Linked DNA regions of Homo sapiens: all the other regions are linked to region 1. Evidence: read pairs that join two places in POLR2A ChIA-PET (ENCODE). Cell type or tissue: OCI-LY7. All regions are shown on one strand. Each heading gives the region's core, and the rest is flanking DNA. Links, peaks and the distances in the headings are about the cores only.

The links. ChIA-PET counts read pairs that join two places held together with the same protein. Peaks named below come from ENCODE experiments on the same cell type or tissue, not always from the same donor. Only the 100,000 strongest peaks of a DNase experiment are listed, where the experiment ranks them.
Region 2: POLR2A ChIA-PET joins it to region 1 with 10 read pairs; 1 of 35 experiments calls an interaction of 5 or more read pairs at or near these places.
Region 3: POLR2A ChIA-PET joins it to region 1 with 5 read pairs; 1 of 35 experiments calls an interaction of 5 or more read pairs at or near these places.

The regions. Positions count from the first base shown.
Region 1 is chr6:156,635,495-156,641,098 of GRCh38, forward strand. No RefSeq gene overlaps it. Among named protein-coding and RNA genes, the nearest start is that of ARID1B, 140 kb to the right of the region's middle. In OCI-LY7, for the core only: CTCF peaks have their summits at 2,628 and 2,830; DNase peaks (open chromatin) are centred at 837, 1,237, 1,977 and 2,627; H3K4me3 peaks cover 2,590 bases; H3K27ac peaks cover 2,929 bases.
Region 2 is chr6:157,558,598-157,564,201 of GRCh38, forward strand. All of the region lies in intron 2 of ZDHHC14 (zDHHC palmitoyltransferase 14), which reads left to right. Among named protein-coding and RNA genes, the nearest start is that of MIR3692, 32 kb to the left of the region's middle. RefSeq lists enhancers at 2,811-2,940, 3,218-4,191, 3,301-3,380, 3,501-3,580. In OCI-LY7, for the core only: no CTCF peak of the experiment used is centred there; DNase peaks (open chromatin) are centred at 3,024, 3,484 and 5,304; H3K4me3 peaks cover 1,650 bases; H3K27ac peaks cover 3,422 bases.
Region 3 is chr6:157,069,608-157,075,211 of GRCh38, forward strand. The region is part of intron 4 of ARID1B (AT-rich interaction domain 1B); the gene reads left to right. Among named protein-coding and RNA genes, the nearest start is that of TMEM242, 250 kb to the right of the region's middle. In OCI-LY7, for the core only: no CTCF peak of the experiment used is centred there; a DNase peak (open chromatin) is centred at 2,694; H3K4me3 peaks cover 873 bases; H3K27ac peaks cover 758 bases.

The sequences.
Region 1 (5,604 bases), core at 444-5,443:
ACACTGTGTTTTGCTTTTAAGATTAGTATAGATTTTTATCCTTTGATGACTGGGTTGTCTGCCCTTCCCCCACTGTAAGTTTGGCTATCAAACAACATAGATTCTGGCTTTTAAATAAACCACTGTACAGTATAGTTAACATTACAATTCATGGTGTGAATTGGAGTTGTTTCTTGCAGGAAGATGAATGAAGATGGGGAAATGTCTGCCAAAACAGAGGCATGAAAGAAATGGTGTGAGATGGCCAGGCTCACCTTGTGAATAGGCCTGTTTTAGGAAAAACTCATTTAGACCCCAGTGTTGTGTGACAGTAGAATACCATTACAGTAACGTTCAGCATAATGATGCTAATGGGAAAAGCATCAGTGCCTGGCTGAAGTTTACATCCAGGGCAAGAAATCTCACTGAACATGTTTTTACTAATAATTCAGTAGAACCCTATTGTGACACTGGTATCAGAATGCAAGAACAATATTTGCCTCATGCGTTGTTTTACTCAAGTCATATATCAGGGATTATACGTGGAAAATGATTTGACCCTACTGTAATATAATCTGTGATAGCAAAGCACTTTCAAAACAGGGCTTTACTGTACTTATTGACGTGAATTCTACTCATGCCAAGAATCCCAGAGTGATAATCAAGTAAAATTGTTCTGAGTTAACTTTATATAACACTTGAGTTCCTGAAAAATTTGGGGTGACTCGGAGTAAAACTCAGAATCACATCCTTATCTATCCACTTTGTAAATTCAAATCTACACGTAACAGGTTTTCTTTTTTTTGTCGTTTGTTTTTTTTTTTGAAACGGAGTCTCGCTCTGTCGCCCAGGCTAGAGTGCAGTGACGTAATCTCGGCTCACTGCGAGCTCCACCGCCCGGGTTCACACTTAACAGGTTTTCTTAAAAGAAAGTTCATCTCTATTCATCTTTCTTTATAAAACTGAAAATTTTTGCCTGTAATCCCAGCACTTTGGGAGGCCAAGGCGGGTGGATCACTTGAGGCCAGGAGTTTGAGATCAGCCTGGCCAACATGGCGAAACCACCTCTCTACTAAAAATACAAAAATTAGCCGGGCGTGGTGGCAGGTGCCTGTAATTCTAGCTACTCAGGAGGCTGAGGCATGAGAATCACTTGAACCCAGGAGGCAGAGGTTGCAGTGAGTCAAGATCACGCCACTGTACTCCGGACTGGGTGATAGAGTAAGGCTCTGTCTCAAAAAAAAAGAAAAGAAAAGAAAATTTTTGTTGCAGAAAAAAAATGTGAACACAAAGTGTCTAAAGTTATAGTGAAATAAAAAGCAGCTTTGCTAATCCCATATTCTTGCCTGAACTGTGTTTGTTTCTTTCACCTACTTCACAATCTTACCCAGCCCAATTGTTACTCTCAATTTCATCATTTCTATATTATAAAGATGTTAATAAGCATATAGTAATGTAATGATTGCAGTAAAATAACACAAGTTTATTTTTTTTAAAAAAATCATCCACCAAGAAGATAGGGTGTACTTCTCCTATTTCTCCCACTAATTGCAACTAAAAACCCTAGACATTATATATGTATATAAATCAAACATAAGAAGACTTTGAAAGGTGGATGGAAGGAGGTAGACTGAATGGGGGACTTGGGACTCAAACAATGAGAGTGTTGAGTTCTCTGGGTTTTCTTTCTGTCTCATATAGCCTGGATTTGGAAAGGAAGAAGCTGGCAACACTGAAACCAATAGACGCAGACAAAAATAACACCAGCGAAAGTCTCACTGGCCTTTTTCTTATCTGCAGAAAATTATTGATCTTTGCTGATATGCTTGTTACATGTATATTAAATAGTAATTAACAAGGCCACGTCTCTGCAACGTAGGCTATTTTATAATGCGTGTTGCAAAAATGCCTGCCTGTTCTTGCTGATTGACACAGGAAGACTCCCCTTTCTTCTGGTGTGTGTGGCTCCAGGTCTTGTCTGCAACCTCATTGCTCAGAGCTCTGGTCCCGCGGGTCTCTGTACTCTGAACCTGGTTTCACAAGGGCACGGCTTGAGGAGGGGCTCATTGTGCAGCTTTAGTAGGAAGACAACCTTTCTGTTTGGGATTCAAGCTAAAAATGGATTCCACTGCCACAATTGCACAGCAACATCTATATCTTGCCTGTTAGTGTATTATGATTTAACATCTTCCCGAGTTACAAGAGTTCAGAAGATTACTATTTAGTCATCTTAGGCTTATCATTGTGTAGGCTATAAACGGTCAGAAAATCTTGAATGAACAAATAAATATCTATTGGCACCACAGCTCAAACAGAACTGAAAGTACGTACACATACACACACACACACACACACACACACACACACACACCCCAAACACTGAAAATGCTGAATAAACTATTTTTTAATGCATACTCAAAAGCAAGGAAAGAAAATTCCCTGATGTCAGGAAAAAAGAACAACTCAAAGAAAAAGAGGTGAGTGCAAGCTGAAGCCAAACAGATGACAGGGGCGTTGTAAACAGATACAGGCCTAACAGGCGTGGGACTCAAGTTTTAACGCCTGTACAGCAAAAGGAGATGAGGCCTTGGGCCTGTACAAGACAGAAAAGCTGAAACGAAACTCCTGTTTAAACTGGAAGCCATGAAGCTGTGCCTAGGTGGTGACACTGAGCTTAGAAAGTCGGTGCCTTGGTTTAGAGAATCAGCAAGGGAGCTTGCCATAGTGCAAGGGGTAGGAAGCCTCACCCATAGGAAGCTGAAGCCAGTGCCTGCTACACACATGTGTGGTGTTCACATCTGTATTACCTACATGAGGAGAGAACCCCAACCAAGAAATTAAGACAGGCACTGATCCAGCAATCCCACTTCTGTAAACATATCCAAAACAATTGAAAGCAGGGTCTCAAATAAATGTTTGAACACCGATGTTCATAGCAGCATTATTCACAATAGCCAAAAGGTGGTAGACACAAGTACTCAGGTGTCCATCAGTGGGTGAACTGATCAATAAAATGTGGTATATACATACAAGAAATATTATTCAGCCTCAAAAAGGAGGAAGATTCTGTCACATGCTGTCACATGGATGAACTTTGAGGACATTATGCTAACTGAAATAGGCCAGGTACAAAACGACAAATACTGTGTGATTCCACTTATATGAGGTAACTGGAGTAGTTAAAGCTCATAGAGACAGAAGGCAGAATGGTGGTGGCTAGGGGCTGGGGAGAGGGGAAAACAGGGAGTCACTGTTTAAAGGGTATAAAGTTTCCATTTTCTAAGATGAAAAAGTTTTGCAAATTGATTGCATAATACCATGAATATACTTAATGCTACTGAACATTACTATACACTTAAAAATTTTTAAGTTGAGCGAGGTGCAGTGGCTCATACTTGTAATCCCAACACTTTGGGAGGCCAAGGTGGGAGGACTGCTGGAGCCCAGAGACTTTGAAGGAGCAATAAGCTATGATTGTGCCACTGCACTCCAGCCTGGGTGACAGAGCAAGACCCTGTTTCAAAAACAAAAAATTGTTAAGATGGTAAACTTTAATTTAAAAATTAAAAAGAAAACTGGTACAGAACCAAGGAAACCTCTGGGCCCCACAGAAGAGCAAATGGAAAACAAGAATATCTAGACAAGAGCACGGTCGGGATCCCATGTCACCCCAGAAAATTAATCCCCACTGAAGATGAGCTCATGCGCAAAGATGACAAGCCACATAGGGAAATGAGTCACTGTGGAATAATCGGCAGAGGCAGCAAATGAAAAAAAATGTGTTCGCCGAGAGAGATAAAGCAAACATTCCTACCCAAGACACAAAAGATCATCTATAAACCGTAATAAAAGAACAGAAGACTGAGGAGGTTAGGAGACGGAGAAGGAAGAAGTAGCATTAAAGAATAAAGGACAAACTAAATAGGAATTACAGGAATAAGCAAATAGACCATCATTACAATTTTCAAAAAGAACATCATTGCATGGGTTAAACACTGGTCTAATTGATACTGGTGACGAATCCAGAGCGTGGAAAATAAAAGCAACACGTTTTATTCAGGCCAGACCTTTTCCAAGCCAATTGTATGATTTATGACCCAGGATGCAACACCCATTCTACAGCCAGACACAAAATAATATCAGGCATTCCTCTTGTTCATTCTCAAATATTCAAACTTTGGATCAGGCACTATTTTTAAGCCCTGGAAATACAGTTACGAATGAGACAGACAAGGTCTTTCTTCTTCTGGTTCTTGCATTCTAGTAGTTTGTTATCTAGAAGATAATAAATAGGCATAAATAAAATAATTTCAGATATTGATAAATATAAGGAAAAAAATAATACAGAACATAAGATAGAGAGTAATGGGGCTGTCATTGGGACCACCTTAGACTAGGTATCCAGAAAGGTCTCTCTATAGAGTTGGCATTTAAGCTGAGCTTAAATGAGAAGGTGCCAGTCAAGCCAAGATCTTTGAGAAGAGCAATCCAAAGGGAAGAAGAGTTGAGGACAAGGGCTCTGAGAAAAGAAAGGAGTACGAGCTTTTGGATTATGGTTTAGGATATACATAGTCGAAAGAAAGGAGAAGGATGTGTTCCATCAGCCATATAAGATGCCCTGGTTCAGATCCACCCAGTTACTTGCATTGCCATATTGCTATTGGTTCCCTTAAAGTTCAAGTTGTAACTGGGTTCTAGGATACAGTCTGGGAGAATCAAAGCCCCAGGCCAGAATTTCACTCCCAAGGCAGACACAGAACTTTGTTCTCCCAGAATTCCCTGGATGACTTTGTACTGCATATTGCCTGCCCCTGCATGAGGGAACAAGTGAGTTGATGCTAAGCACCCTCAAGCTCCATTTATTTTCTAAAACAACAGTGGTGACCTTCTGTAAAGGGGCATATAGTAAATAGTTTGGGCTTTGACGATCACATCGTGTGTTGCATGTGCCCAACTCTGCAATGGTAGCACAAAAGCAGCCAAGATAATACATAACCAAAGGTGTGTTGCTGTGTCCTAATGACACTTTTATAAAAACAGCCAGTACTTTGCCAACCCCTGCTCTAAAACAGTGGTCTTTAAAGATGAGCCTTGGGCTGGGCACAGCGGCTCACACCTGTAATCCCAGTACTTTGGGAGGCCGAGGCAGGAAGATCACCTGAGGTCCGGAGTTTGAGATCAACCTGGCCAATGTGGTGAAACCCCATTTCTACTAAAAATACAAAAAATTAGCCAGCATGGTGGCACACGCCTGAAGTCCTAGCTACTCAGGAGGCTGAGGTAGGAGAATTGCTTGAACCTGGGAGGCGGAGGTTGCAGTGAGCCAAGATCAGGGCATTGCACTCCAGCCTGGGCAACAGAGCAGAATCCGTCTCAAAACAAACTAAAACAAAACAAAACAAAGCAAAGATGAGCCTTGGGATGTGGTGGGGGAGAAATGTTAGTACTTTTATTTTATGATTTTTATCCACCCCACCAAAAGAAAGCCAGAAAGACACTAATCTATTAATATTTAATACACAGGTTGACATTGGTGGCCTCACTCAATCTGATGTCAGAGCATGAGATCACATGGTACAGAAAGAATTGGAGGGAAAAGAGCCATCCAAGCACAGCCAGTGGTCC
Region 2 (5,604 bases), core at 379-5,378, 920 kb after region 1:
CAAAAGCAATGAAAGACTCAGAATTGTGTTTTTGGTTTTATGTCTTCTGTTTGGGATCCTCATTTCAGGCCCTTATGATTCTGTTTTTCCACTTGACAGTGCACAGGGTGGTTGTAAGGAGTCATTACTAAAACAAAAATGATTGGGATGGCATTTTGCAAAAATCACCAAGTGAACTTTGGTGGTAAAAAAAAAAAAGCAAACAAACAATAAAACAAAGTTCAAGTAATGTAGATCAGAGATTCCTCTTCCCTGCTGTAGGAACTTTCTAGGGGAGAAGCATCTGGAAGCAGGACTTGCAGGCACAGCTGCTCAGCCCCCAACCTCGGAGGGTGGATTTCCCCCCAGCTCTCTAATACAAATGAAAGTGAGCCCTTTGAGTCTAATCACACTTCCCAACTCTTACAGCTCAAAACACACAAACAATGAGCTTTTTCAAGCTCCCCATGAAGCTCTGCCGAGATAAAAGCAGTTAACAACCACTCTTCCATGATGATAAATGGTTGTTGGTTTTCTTTAATCAATATTTTAATAACTATTTGCACACTTTGACAATTATGACTACAGAGAGACTGATGGTGATTACAGAAGCAGATTGCAAAGGTGATTCACGAGGATGTGGTGGTCGGCCATCTCTCTGGGACAAGTGGGCTTTAGCCGGGAACCTGCTGCCCCACAGGCTTCTGAAGCAGGTGTACTGTAGCTATTGCGTGGGCAGCTGATGTGGCAACAGTCGGCCCCGCTTCCTGGCTGACGCGCTCTTCTCCAGGACAGCTTTGCTCCCCAGCAAGTGCAGCAAAAATTCACTCCAGAATCAGTCACTTGCCTCTTTCCGTGGGCATGACTTTAGAGCCATTGGCTTTAGAGCTGAGTTGGCCACCACCCTGTGCCTGCATGAGTGGAAAGAATCCGCTCAAGCTGGAACTGCCCTCAGGTCTCCCAAGGAGAGCCCAGCCACCCTGCCATCTTGAAGGGCATCTTCCTGGAATAACAGCATGCTCATGTTTCCTGGCACTTCTTCTCATTCTCAGTTAAAGACATACTCCATTCATTGTTTTCACTGTTTTGTTTTTCCCCACTTCAAGCTCCAGGTTGTCATGAATACTATTTTGGAGTTGGACCCATTATAAATGTTTTGTCCAGAAAAGAGTCTGGAAGGAAAGCTCTGAAACGTCTGGATTTACAGAGAGAGAATTAGGAGCTGTCTTTCTACATTGTGTCAAGTTTTAGAAATAAACATGAAGAACCAAAATAATAAAATGATGGAAAAAATTCACTGTGAAAGAAGTTGAAATAGGCCCCCATGGACAGGGCTGCAGGGAGCAAAATAGAAACCTTACTTGAAAATAAACATGAAGATGTTCATGATAGAGTTATTTATAATAGTGTAAAGGAAGTAGAAGCAATTTCTATGCATACCAGGAGGGAAATGGATACACGAATTACACTATACGTCTATGATGAATTACACTATACCTTTCCACTCATGCAGGCACAGGGTGGTGGCCAACTCAGCTCTAAAGCCAATGGCTCTAAAGTCATGCCCACGGAAAGAGGCAAGTGACTGATTCTGGAGTGAATTTTTGCTGCACTTGCTGGGGAGCAAAGCTGTCCTGGAGAAGAGCGTGTCAGCCAGGAAGCGGGGCCGACTGTTGCCACATCAGTTGCCTACACAACAGCTACAGTACACCTTCTTCAAAAGCCTGTGGGGCAGCAGGTGCCCGGCTGAAGACCACTTATCCCAGAGAGATGGCCAACCACCACGTCCTCGTGAATCACCTTTGCAATCTGCTTCTGTAAACGCCACGTTGTTAGAACGTCTTAAAATATTGATATCAAAGATATCTAATGGCTTATAAAAGTTATCCTTATACAATTTCAATGAAAATATGCAAAATACAAAATTGGATGTACATTGGGATCTTAATATATATAGGAATTATAAGGAAATATAAACAAGTTTTTTTTTGTGATTGGACTGGCAAGTAATTTTAGTTTTTTTCTCTGTACGTTTCTGATATTCCCTATGATGAGCATGTGTTACCTTTATAATTAGAAGAAAAAAAATCAGTAAATGTCATTACATAAACTCTAGCATTAATAGATATGCATTCAGCAAACATTTATTAAGCAGTACTTCTTACTCATTGCCTTGGCCTTGGCAAATCACGAATTCTCTCTAGGGGCTTTGTGTTTTCATCTGGATAATGGGATCCCACGGCCTTGCCTGACTCACAGAAGCATTATGAGGAACGGATGCATTAACCTGAAGAAGCTGTGAAAATAGCAGATTGCTTATCCAAGCACAACATTATGAGGCGTGGCGTGTCTAATCACGAACCCACTAGAACATGAGAAAGAAGAAATTGAACAAGACTGTAATGAGTTGTTTGGAATGGAAGCCCATAAGAAACTAAAACCAAAAAATAGTCAGCATTTAAATGCAGAGTGCAGAAGGACATTTCGGGGAGCCCAGGTCCTCAGAGCGTGGGGGTGTTAGCTGCCCTGTGCAAGGCGGTCCTTTATTGGAAATCGCCTCAGAGAGCATTGCTGAGTGTGGCTTCTTGCAACTACACCTGAGAACGACATTCACTCTGCTTCATTGAAAACAATCTATCCCGTGTGTGGAAGAAGCATGCCTTGCTGGGGTCAGGGCCAGGGACAAAGCTCAGAGGCCATGCTGAGTTTTCATCAAACACCTGCTGAGCAGCTGGCACGTGCCAGGACACGGTCTAGGCTGAAGGCTGCCATCGTAGTGCAGAATAGAATCCCGTGGAGGTTGGAAATGTTTACCTGCTTGCTTTTTTTCTTACCGTGTGTATTATTTTCAGTAATAAAATGTATACATATACAAGTGAGCACCTTCCCCTGGAAATTCTGACTCAGCAGGTAGAGTGTCCGACGGGCGCGCATGTGAGACCTGCTGTCCCGGCGCTCAGATACACATGGGGGACAAAAATGACAAAGCAGCCACCCTCAGTTTATAATTAGGAAACAGAAACTATACACGCACACCTGGCACAGAGCAGGTGCTCTCACCCAGACCTCTTGAATTGTTGAGTTGAATTTATTTATTTATTTGAGATGGAGTTTCACTGTTGTCACCCAGCCTGGAGTGCAGTGGCGTGATCATGGCTCACTTTAACCTCCACCTCCTGGTTTCAAGTGATTCTGCCTCCACCTCCCAAGTAGCTGGGATTATAGGTGTGCACCACCACACCCGGCTATTTTTTGTATTTTTTGTAGATAAGTGGGGTTTTCACCATGTTGGCCTCCCAAAGTGCTGGGATTACAGGTGTGAGCCACTGTGCTGGGCCCTGAATTTAAAAGTTAAACGCAGAATACATAGATGTTCTCAGAGGGTTAGATACTTTTTTTCCCTTAGTATCTGAGGTTTTTGTGGGTTCAGTGAGAAACCTGGGTGTTTATAACATATAAACAAAATGATTTCAGTTCCTCAACTCACACAGCTTTTCACAGGGAAGGGGCAGAAGATGCAGCTTGAAGGTATCCAGAAAACATGTGTGGGGCAGTCAGACGGAGCAGCTGCAGCCTGGGGGCGTAGGGGCTGTGGGGACCTGCAGTAGCCTGGTTGGCAACCATGAGAAGAGAGAGGAAGGGCCTATAAGTCAGTCCATCTGTGACCACAACACCCACAGCCCTGGGCAATGAAGGGCAGAAGTGGGGACCAGGGATGCCCAACTGGGGTTTAGCCGTGAGAACAGCTGGTGCAGCCTCAGAGAAGGCGCTGCAGAAGCTCCCAGGGTGGACGCTGGGACTCCTGGGCCAGAAGCTCTGTGAGCGTGGCGAGGGGTCTCTGCCTTGTTCCGCTGTCCCTGGCTGGCCCCTCATTTTCTGTTGGTGGGGCCAGGGCTGCTGCTGGGCTCTCCATGCGATTCTCTAGGCAGATTTGGGGTGGGGGCTCCCGAGAGGGTCTGTGAAGACTACCACTTCTCCAGGTACAGAGAGGGAGGGGACCCTAAGCTGCTGCCTCTCGCTGAGGTCAGCAGACACTCGATGAGCCACCTGAGCAGCTCATTCGCAGGCAGGTTCCAGGCCCAGTCCTGAGCTCACCACCCAGAGTCTGTTGGAGACAGGACCTGGGAATCTGCATCTAGCACAGTAATGTTTGAGAGTCACTGACTTAAAATATCCTCACATATATAGGGAGCGTTTTATGTGTGTGAAGTGTAGTGCTGTGGAGAGGGGCAGCCTCCTCAGAAAATGGAGGTTGTGTCAGCTAGGAAGCTGCTCAGGACAACGGTTCCCTCCCGCCTCCCACCGCCCCCCAAGCACCCACTGTGCCCAGGTCAAGGAAGAACCTAGAACTCCCCAACCCCACCCCTGCCCTGCAAGAGCTGTGCATTCCTGACAAGAGGCTGCCCAGGAGGTGAAAGGGAGCAAGGCGGCATGGAGGCTGGGGCCATGTGGATGTAGGGTTCATGGTCTTCCTGCGGTAAGAAGCCGGCTCCACAAGGGCCTAGTGTCTCCCAGGCACCCGGAGCTGGGCTGGACTCCTGGAGGTGGTAACTAAGGCAGAGTCCTTGCTCCCACTACAAGCCTGGAGGCTGGAGGGGAAGGCAGCCAGGTTGACTCAAGGGCCTGGATGGCAGAAGTACTGGCCAGGCCTGCCCTCCCAGGAAACACCACGGCCACCGCTTAGCAATGCTTCCTGGAAAGGCCCCTGCCCGAGCTTGGCCTGCCTGGGCGTTAAGCGTGCCTCTTCCCCAGCTCCAAGCCAGAAGAGGAGCCGGAGCAGGTCCGGGTGATGTGAGATCACCCAGGAGTGGCTGGTTTCTGCCTTGCCCTGCTCTGACTTGGGGGAGGCTGTTTTGTTTCTTCCCCCTTCCCGGAGTGGAATTTCTCTGTTGAAAGTGGGAGTGTGTGCTCTTATGCCTCCAATACCTGGTTCTCAGGTGGTGCTTATTAGAGAGACCCCATGGCAAGCACTTGCCAGCCCCAGCAGCTCCGTGTATCCACACTGTGTGTATCCAGAACAAAGCTGGTCACTTCTTTACATAGGATGTAAAAAAGATTGGAGTGTGTCCCCAGCCAGCAGGGGCATGCGGTGGGCACTGAACAGGACTAAGTGCGAACTAGGACCAGAGGCACAAGTCACGGATTGCAGATGTCCAGACCTCAAACACCCGGGGAACTCTAAGGCCAGACTTCTAGGTTAGTTAGTTGAGGCTGTGGGGCTGCGGTGAGTGAGGTTGCATTGCAGTTGCATTGCAGTTCTGGGACTTTTCTAGAAGCTGCATGGAAGCGAAACAGTGTGCTCTGGTGGGCTCATAGGCTTCAGGCTGAATTCAGTCATCCCCAAATCTAGCCATTCTGAGTGGCTCCCTAAGGGGGAACCCCTGTCTGCAGACCAACCCCAAGGGCCAGACAGAAAGCAAAAGCCTACCAGGTTTCACTCTGAGGATGTCAGGGCCCTTGCAGAGAGGAAACTGGGCTGGAAATTCAAAGAATGTCTCAGAATCGTATTTCTCCTTAGTGAAATTGACAAAAGAATTGAGAAACTCCTTTTCTGCTGACCAGATTTTTAAAAAAATCCAACCTCACATTCTTCAGTTAGAACTGTTCTTGCATGGTGGTCACAGC
Region 3 (5,604 bases), core at 379-5,378, 430 kb after region 1:
TTCATGTTCCTTGTACCAGTAATGTTATGTTATTCAAGGGCAATCCTGTTTGAATACTCAGATCATAGACCAATTGCCAGTGCCTAAAGCAAACCTGGAGCCTTTTTCCTGTGAAGAATCAGTATCAGCTTGACACTAATGATCATGAGTGGTAGGTAATGAGAGGTTGCAAGCTAGTGGAAAGGAATCCCGCAAACATACCTTTCTTTGTAACATAACAGTACTTAACAGTTCAGCTTCTAGGACTGACTAGGTAACTACATGAAGCGGCATTCCAGCGTCCTAGCCTATACGAATAACGTTTCTCCTTGGAAATTGTAGTTGTTCTCTTAAAAGGCATGATGTAATTCATTTTTCCTGATAGAGGATAGCCAGTAGGTCAGTTGATATCATATCTGTTTTTGCATACATATTATGCTTAAAGATATGTTGTTGCCTATACCTAAGAAAAAAGACTAGAAGGAAATATGGCAAAATGTTACAATTTAGTAAGCTCTGAATAGTGACACTACTGATCATTTTTTTTCTATTTTGTTTTCCAATGTGTTTCTCTTATTTTTTAAAGAATAATAAGCTGTGTTACCTTAAATTGTTCATTTTGTTTTTTTCTTTTTTTTTTAAAGAAAGATAAAATATATTTCTCTTATTGCTAATAAATATATTTTTTGGTTAGTAGTACATGAAATCAGGTCTTCAGATCTTTTCTCCTTTGAATAAAAATCTATATTGGAATTATTGTAAGTTTTGATATTCTAAATTGCTAAATATCAACATCTCTTCCTATTGCTAGTATACTGACACCTCCTTTTTTGTTACTAGTTAAAAATCTTCAATAAAAGTTAACACTAAATGTCACTTCATAATTACAGTAATGATCACACAGCTGTGCTTTGCTCAGTTTATAACATATGTCAGCATCAGTTTAGGAGCTCAGCATCGTTTCCTGCCCAGATATAATTCTTCAGACAATTCTTGTGGTCAGTGCTAAGGGTAGTCAATCAGGCCAGGAGTTCAGGTATGAAGTTCTGGAGCATGCGGCAGTATCCCTTGCCCTTTGCAGGTCTCCTGGCCTTTATGTGTTTATTTACTTACTTATTTTCTTAGTTTTCAAGTATTTTACATTGCTAGATTAGGAACAGTTTTATTTACGAGCATGTGAATTTTTGAGGAGGAACTCTTACACTTAAATGAACCTGTAAGAAGCCCATAGAAAAGCAAATGCCTGCAGCGCTAATAATGAGAACTGACAAGGCAATCCTGCTGGGTTTATTTATGACCTTCTGCCTTTGTTAGCTCTTGTGAGAAATTCCTTTCTAACCATAACAATATTGTTGGAGTTTGGCACTGTACAGAGAAATCCTGCCGAGCCCTGGGGCCCACAAACTGGCACTCGTGCAGCTCGGAGCAGATTGCTGTGCTCCTCTTAGCTTTACATTTTTTTCCTTCACTCTTCTTTTATTTAATTTCTAAGTAACATTTACCAGTCTTCGTATGTTTATTTTTAAAGATGCTGCTTTTATTCTCAAAGCCAAAATTCATTTTATCCTTAGTACAATGTCTTATCTACTTAGCAGTGTTGAGAAAAATTCAGAAGAGGACAGGATGCAGAAGGCAAGAAGAGGCAGGTGCACTCCACACAAGGGCACACCTTGGAAGGTCCCATCACACTCTGCAGACTGATGGACTGCCGTGGTGCTCCTAAACAATCTCACGTGGTGACACATCCTAAGAGCAAAAAGTGAGCTCAGTAGGACAAATGGACTGCAGGTTATAGTTTTAGGATACTCTTTCCTCTCCATTTCATTACTTTAAGACTTCTACAATTTCCAAATGAAACAGGAACTTTAAAAGCATCAGTTCACAAATAATTGTCTTAAAAATTATAATTATCTTTGAAAGGAAAAAAAATACAACAACAAAACAAACAAACATTAAGCATGTAACTCTTAGAAGGAGACCATTGACAAGATTGTTGAGGAGTTATTCCGGGCACAGGCGCTACCTGTACCTGAAGCAGTGGTATTCATTGTTTCCTGATAATTGGTCCTATTCCACAAAGTTGCCAGCAGTGAAAGAATAACAATTTATTTTAAAGTCTGTGTAAATTATTGATAGGCATGTGACTTCTGTTTCTTCTGAGAATCTTCAGGTTCAAGATGCCAGCTTCTGTGACCCATTTAACTAGAAGTTCCTATGTCTGAATTTATTTGTTCGTCTTTTGGGGAAGGTTGGGTTGTTAGACTGGGGCTGTTATTATCAAAAGGCCATGCTATGAAAATCTGACTTTAGACTTTTGCTTTTTCCCACTTACCCAAAATCGGATTTTTCAGAAGTTTTCCTCAGCTATCTTATTCAGGTATTTACAGACTTGCTAAATGGGGACCATAAAGAAAATCTTAGTAAAAATATTAGGTTGATCAAATGTGCAAAGTATGCATATGAGCAGAATTTTTTCTTTGTCCAACTTGATCTTATCATTTCCTTATTGTATATGTCTTCATTAAGTTTTAACATCTATTCTGAAAATACTAATGTGATTTCATGCTACTGCTATTCATCTGTTTCCCATCTTTTAAATAGGATTTGTTGTTCACCTTCGAGTGGGCATAAGTTAATCTTCTCTTCATTCAGTTGTGCTGTAGCTATGTGTTAAAATCTCCAGGGTCCCCTTTTGTTTTATTTCCTTTACAAAAAAAGCTTCAGCATTTATACAGTTGGTAAATTCTCAAGTACAAAGAAGGAAGTGAAAATCCTCCCAAATCTGATCACCTCAAATAACTACTGTTAATATTTTATTCAGCACCAGTCTATACCTGTTAGGCATTTAAAAAGGCACGTATATACAAGTGTATTTTGTATGTATAAATAAGCCTGCATGCTCATATAATCTTTATAATGTTTATTTTCTGTTGTTACTTGATTTTCGTTCAATCTTTTCAATAAAATTGTACTGTTTATATTAATATGACATACATTTTTAATAATTTCTATATACTTTTAAATTGCTCGCTACTAAACAGATTTAGATGATTTCTAACTTATTGCTGTTACAATGTCCAGTTTTCTTATTTCCTGTTTTAAATTATCTTAATACTATGTGATATTATAAAACAAAAATCAAAATAATCACTAACATATATTAAGTGGATTCTTTATTAACTCATTCAGTTCTCTCAGCCTCTTTGAGACAGAGATCCATTTTATAGGTGAAGAAACTGAGGCTTAGAGATGTTAAATCACTTGCCCAATGTCACACCACTGGGAAGTACTACAGCAAAGACTTGAACCAAGGCTTTACAACCTGGGCTGGTTCCCTTCTCTAGTCAGTGCTGTCTTTGGTGTGTAGTGTTTATATACTTTAAAGAAGTGCCAAAGGCCATTTGCTTAGTATAATATTGATTGTTAATATAACTCTTTGCCTAATACATAATTATCTGATAAATATTTGATAAAGAATGGGATACATTTATGCCACTAGTATTTATTCACCCCATCTTTTTTTTTTTTTTTTTGGAGACACAGCCTCACTCTGTCGCTCTGGCTGGAGTGCAGTGGTACAATCTCGGCTCACTGCAACCTCCGCCTCCTGGGTTCAGGGAATTCTCCTGCCCCAGCCTCCTGAATAGCTGGAATTACAGATGTACACCACAACACCTGCCTAAATTTTTGTAGTTTTAGTAGAGACAGGGTTTCACCGTGTTGGCCAGGCTGGCCTCAAACTCCTGACCTCAGGTGATCTGCCTGCCTCAGCCTCCCAAAGTGCTAGGATTACAGATGTGAGCCACCGCGCCTGGCCCTATGCACCCCATCTTTTAAGTGAGATATTTTTCTACAAGTCATTTACACATTCTTTACTCAAAATGTATTTTACCTTATAAGCAGTGTTTAAAAACAGTATGTGTCAGAACTGTGTTAATATGTGGATGTATGTATTTATACATAGCGACTGCTTATTGAGCACTTATTGTATGCTTAATGTTTCAGATTCACGATTGCATTTAATTCTCACTGTGGCATAAATGTTATTTTCTCTATTTGGGGGGTGGTGAAATTAAGTATTCTCAGTGAACTTAGGTAACTTGCTTAAGGTTAGGTGAAGAAATGATTGCACCAGGACCTGAGTTTACACTGCTCTTACCCCACAATTCCTGCTGGAGGAGTTAGCTGCCATGTTATTATTCAACACCTTTATCACAGTAAGTATTTAACGAGCACAGATCTTGGTGCCAGACAGATCATGCTTAGTGCTGCTTTATCTACAGCAACTCAGTTAACTCTCTCAACACTGTGAGTTCATTATTTATTATCCACATGCTACACACACAAGTGGAGTGGAGGCCGGTAGGGTTTGACTGTGGCTCAGGCCTTTGCCCAAGTCCTCCGAGTGAGTGAAACTGACCAGCAGCTGTCTGGTTCCAGAGCCCGAATTCTATTGTAATCATCCCCATCCCCCAAAACAAAAAGAAGACTGTTATGATACCATACAAATATCAAAAAGAAAACTTGAACATTGATTGCATGCCTTTGAGAAGCAGGTTTCATTAGAGGATTAGAATAAGATGTAGCAAGAAGGCTTCACAGCACCTTCCAGAGATTTTCAGATTGTTTTTTGTTTGTTTGTTTGTTGGTTTGTTTGAGACAGAGTCTCACTCTGTCACCCAGGCTGGAACTAAGTGGTGCACACTCTCAGCTCACTGCAACCTCAGCCTCCGGGGTTCAAGCAATTCTCGTGCCTCAGCCTCCTGAGTAGCTGGGATTACAGGTGTGCCTCACCACACGGGGCTAATTTTTATTTTTAGTAGAGATGGGGTTTCACCATGTTGGCCAGGCTGATCTCGAACTCCCGAGCTCAGATGATCCGCCCACCTCGGCCTCCCAAAGTGCTAGGATTACAGGCATGAGACACCATGCCCGGCCAATTTACAGATTATTGATCAGAGTTTAAGTCCAGCTTTACTTGTTTGGATATATAATTTACTTGGATAAAGAGGAATTAGGCAATATGATGGGCTAGTGAGTCAAGTTCTTTTGGTCTCTCCCTTGTTCAAAGGTATTACAGTGCAAAGGAAATGTGAATTTTATTCTTGTGCCTTTGGGAGTCCCATGTCTTATTTTATGCTGTCTTTGAGACTCTTTATAGTGGAGTGAAGTGATCATCAGAGGAAACTTTTTATCCTACTCTAGGGTCTGGGAACGTGCTCCAGGGAACAGGGTAATTATTTATAAAGGTGAGGTATAGTAACATCATGGCGTGGTGTAAGAATGGCTCTTGTGGAGAGGTAGTATGGTTGAGTGTAAAACACACTGGGTGTCCAGTGCTCATTCAAGTCCTTATTGATACTATTTTCTTTATCATCATGGTTATTATTATTGGCATTGGAAGTTTCTTTCTGAGACCCTGAATAGGTTGATGACCACCTCCTTTTGAGTAGTTTTTGAAGTAACATATTATAAAGTGGTTATATGCTCTTGGAAAAAATTATTATGTAAAATTGCACTTGAGTGCTAGCACTTGAGGTATTAAGTGACCAGCTGCCCCTGTACAAAAATGAAAACTCATTTTGGAAACCTCTTATCTAAGTGAGTCTATGAATCATAACAGAA